Linked DNA regions of Mus musculus: region 1 is linked to region 2. A link is a loop called in an ENCODE intact Hi-C map of the cell type or tissue named here. Cell type or tissue: heart. All regions are shown on one strand.

Region 1 (2,500 bases), 92 kb after region 2:
TGTATCAAAATCAAGATAAAGTCCAACTGGTCAGGTAAATACAATTGACAGCCTAAGGCTCTTTGGATCCAAGTGATCAATACTATTGTCCTAATTCATCCGGTTGACCAACTGCCTGTGCCACACCCCAAATGGAACTCTCAGAGACATTTTTCATTTTTTTTGTCCAGAGATAGTTAGTCCTTATCTATTTAATATGAAGCATGCAGCCTTGCTATAATTTTAAGATTCATACATGATCTGTCATTTGGCTGATATTTGTATAGTTTGCAAGTATAATCAGTAAAAATAAACTTCTTAAGCCTTCTGTGTTAGCACTGGATTGATGATTGTGAAACCACACACACACACACACACACACACACACACACACACACACACACACCCCTACCTATCTACCTATGTGTATGTATGCCTGTTTATCCTAGAAATGTGTGATAGGGAGAAGTCATACCCATAATCTATGCCCATCTTCTTAAACTGTGGTAAATGAGTCATTGAATTGTCCTAAGTTTCTTCCAAATCTGAAAACACACACACACACACACACACACACACAAGCTTTATCACTTAGTGTACCAAGTGACTCTTTGATGAAAGCAAGCTTTACTTTATATAGTGTATTTTATGCTGAAAGAAAATGCATGTGCCATCTGGTCACTCATGAAACCTTGCTTCATTACTGTGCATTTCCTTAAGGGACTTTCAGTCTGGGCCTCTGATACATGCTGATGGGGGTCAAACAACCGTTGATGAATTTCCTTTAAAATAAATGAAAAATAAAAAAATAAAGATCATTTCCTGCCCCGCCACACCCTGCATGAGGTCATTTTTTCCAAGTCACACAATGTATTTATTTCTCTAGGGTCTGTGATTGTAAACTGCTCTGGAAACCTCTAAATATTTTACAATGTATTTCCTTACAGATGTTGAAGCAAACAAGCTTTTCCTTCCCTGACTTCCAGGTCAGTGAATCAGTTCTGTGCTGAGAAACTTGAACATCACTGATCTCAGGTCCAGGGAGGGAAAGCTTGATCTTAGAAAAGAAAGAAAAAAAAACTGATTCACACTGATCCTTACGAGATGTAAATCTTGTACACAAAAACATAATTTCTGCTATTATGCTTATTTCTCAATTTATTTAACTTCATTTCAGTGAAGGTTTTTTATATGCACTCCCTTTAAGTTTGATAACTATTTCTCCAAAGCCTGCCATTCATTCTTTATTCCAAAACTGGCAATAGGCGGAGCTGCGCTTTCTTCTAATGTAATTTTTCCAGACTTCTTAATGACTAGGTCAATTTCCTCTGATTGTTCTCCTATAGGATTTCCTTAGACCCCTCCTAATGCCTTTGGAAGGTACTGAAATTGACAAAGGTTGTAGGGCAGGGGGCAGGGAGAGTTATCTTCACAAACCAAAAAAGAGACTGAGTCACTATGATGTAACTAAGGGAAAGCACAAGTTAATGAACTATTTTGGTACCATGACTTGAGCCCAGGTCTTTCAGCCCCAGGAGACTTGAGCTGCGTCTTTCAGTCCCTGGAAATGATTCTTTTAAAAGTCATTCCTAAGGGCAGGAAGGAAACCTGACATCATTGAGAAGCAGTTTCCTGCAAGGTACCAAGATGATGTGAGAAGCCTCTGTATATGCAGGAGCCTGTGGCTATAACCGTCTAGTTGGATCCAAGATAAGAACAAGGTTAGGGCCAAGTGGCAATGTCAAAAACCCAGAACCAAATAGAGCTTGGCATTCTGATGTCATAATCAGTGAACCTTGACCTTTACAAACTGCTTCCTAAGCTATGTAGGCTGTGGCGTTTACTTTTCTTTGTTTCTGTCTATTGTGTTAAAGTCTACAAAGAGAGCATCATAATAAGCGATCATGACCTTATGCTTGGAGGCCAGAAGAGTGATGAGCACAGAGCATAAGAGGTCTAACACTATCTGCAGATAGACGGACAAAAATAAGAAGCAGGGGTGGAAGGGGGAAAGAGGGAGAAAGAGGACGGTAATAAAAAATAAAGAAGCCACATATGCATCCCTAAAAAGTAATTTGTAAGTAGGAAAAGGTAGAATAACCTTAGAGAGATGATTTCATGGTTATCTTAAAACTTTATTGCATATTTATTATTTGAATTATTATTCATTTAGACCAAAACTCTGTGAGTTGAGTATCCTTTCAATGAAAGTTGCCACATCCCTACAGTATTCCCAATATACAGTCAGTAAGACCAGCCGGTCCAATAGCTGCATTTACTCTTTCTCTTTCCAAGGTCTCTCTTTCACATAAGAACACAACACACTGTACGTGAACACCGCATGGTGTGTGATGTTCTTGGCAGTCTCTGTCACCCTTGTCAGCTCTGTCATCTGAGACATCTTTCCAAACCTCTTTAAACACATTTTTTTCATTTGATCATTTAATGAGGCCCTTGGGAGAATTATATGAGACCATGTGGCTCATTTATCATGGTGGTAAACAAAACAAAGCTCAGATGA
Region 2 (2,500 bases):
ATCATGTCCTTTCTAGACTCAGTACCATTTCAGATGATATTTCTGTCTCTGGAATTCCTTTCCTTCTTTCGTCACTTAAACCCTTCTACCCTTCTGAGTTCCATTCTGTCGTCCCGTCTCTAAGAAAACCTGTGCTATAAGTCGTCTTACACAGGAGGACTTAGCTTCCTTAATAATCGTACTTGGGACATTGGCTACAAGTAGTTCTGCTGTGCCAGACCATAAAGCCACGTGCCTACCATATTACCTATGGCTGCAGTATTTACATTAGAGAGAAGCTCAGTCAATAAGCAGAGAGGGCATGAGGTCAGAAGGGGATAGTTACCACACAGAAACTGACTGGGATCACTTGACTGAACGGTTGACAAAGAGAGAGACCACTCACAAAGGGGATTTCCTAGATTTGCCTCAAAATATTGAGTGGGACAAACAGAGAGAATGCAAGACAGAGATCAGTTTTGAAGCAGTTGTGGAAATGACTTTGATCATGTCATGTCTCCCAAATGATACTTGAGGAGGTTCATCAGTAGACTGGTATCTGTTTCCCACCACGAGAACACAAGTCCTGACACTGGCAGACGCAACAGCACACATTCATAACTTGACCTCCTGCTTTGAACTCTTTCCAGGAAGCACGTGCCCCAAGAGTCAGAATTCCCTTCCAGAAATACCCTTTTCCTTGTGTGTTCTGCCTGCTTCCAATACTGAAGAAAACATCTGTGCTCTCCACTTAAACCGCTAGCCTAGCCGCTTTTTGCTAATTCACCACTTTTCCCATAGCCCCTGACTTCCCGCCATGAATATTCTCTGATCCAAATAGCACCTCATTTTTCGTTCATTTCCACTGTTTTGTTCCTTTTCTACATGCTTTTCTACCCTGCTTCCCGTTTTCTTTTTTGGCATGCCCAAAGCTCATCTTCCTGTAGAAGCCAATTTAATGTCCATCTCTTCCTCAGTACTTCCTGAGGCCTAGTACATAATCCTTTGTCCCCTTCCTTGAATTGTCTTAACCCGCATGGACCTGTTGCTCTGATAATAATACTTCCTTCTGCTCTGGGGATGTAGCTCAGTCACAGGCCTTACATAAGGAGCCCATAGATTTGATCCCTAGGATTACGGTATCATAGCATGTGGGCTTTATAAAATATTATACCCAGAACCATTGTTTTACAATTATGAATTATTGACTGAGCTAAAAGTAAGTTTCAAACTCTTTGTACTTTAAAATATACAAATAACCAATTTGAAAGGGCTATTGCATGACTAATAAGAAATCACATGTGTTTGTGCTACTCACCTCATATTATTATCATCATTAGTATTTGTGTTTCTAGAAAATTTCCTCTAGTCACATTACCACCTCAGTAGCAATAGGTCTTTTTTTTTTCTCACACATAGATTTTTATCTGGAAATTGTTTTATCTTGTGGCTTGATTCCACTTGCTAGGGTGTGTGTGTGTGTGTGTGTGTGTGTGTGTGTGTGTATTCCACATCCTTTCAGAAGAGTCATCTAAAAGCCAATGACCCTGGTTTTTATTTAATCAGAAGTCAAGTAAAAATATATTGAGCATATAAATCACTTGAAATTCCATATTATCCAGTAAAAGTTGAAGATACATTGCCCTGCCTGTAAAGATTTAATGTTTGGCAAGGAAGCCCTAAACATGTGGCATAGAAAAGAAAATGAGCTGAATCTTGATTTGGAAAAACCCTACTTGTGGCTACCAGATCCGTGGGCTTAGGTTTGTCATTCAGTGGTGAGGTCCAGGGGGTTGTTTATATCAGGAAGTAATAAGATTTACTCTGAACAGATTTGGGAGAAAGATTAACATGCGTGATCTGAGAGAATGGGAGGAGGTTGGGGGTTAAAAGCTTAAGCCAGGATGCTCAGGAAGATGAGGAAAAGAAGAGGCGGTGAGAACCTAGTCAAAACTAGAGGTGATTACCAAAGACTTATTAGTTGGTAATGTAATTAAAATATATTTTTTATAATTAATTTTTGAGAACTTTATGCATAATTACTGAATTTACTTGATTTACAACCCTCCCTCTTCCTATTACAACTCCTTCTGTGTTCCTCTCTCTCAAACTTACCACCTCTTCTTTAATTATATGTGTATGTATATATTATATATGATGTGTATATCTATTATATATATATGTGTGTGTATGTATATGTATATGTATATGTATATGTATATGTATATGTATATGTATATGTATATGTATATGTATATGTATATGTATATGTATATGTATATGTATATGTATATGTATATGTATATGATGTATAACCTGCTGAGTCCATTTAATGTTTCTTATACGTATTTGTTTAGGGCTAACCTCTGGGGATTGGGTAACTCATCAAAGACTCATGCATAGAAAAGTTTGATTCTCCCTCTGTTAGTAACCATTAATCACTTATAATTCTTTCTGTAAGGGTAAGGATTTGAGACATTTCCCCAGACACCCTGGCACACGAAGTGATGCCATTGCACAA

The links. Peaks named below come from ENCODE experiments on the same cell type or tissue, not always from the same donor. Only the 100,000 strongest peaks of a DNase experiment are listed, where the experiment ranks them.
Region 1: a loop joins it to region 2, with 10 times the contacts of the local background. A loop is called at or near these places in 3 of 42 quality-filtered maps.

Annotation. Positions count from the first base shown.
Region 1 is chr10:99,747,214-99,749,713 of GRCm38, reverse strand. No RefSeq gene overlaps it. Among named protein-coding and RNA genes, the nearest start is that of Gm35206, 11 kb to the left of the region's middle. In heart, a CTCF peak has its summit at 1,263; a DNase peak (open chromatin) is centred at 1,533.
Region 2 is chr10:99,838,854-99,841,353 of GRCm38, reverse strand. No RefSeq gene overlaps it. Among named protein-coding and RNA genes, the nearest start is that of Gm35437, 63 kb to the left of the region's middle. In heart, no CTCF peak of the experiment used is centred here; DNase peaks (open chromatin) are centred at 643 and 983.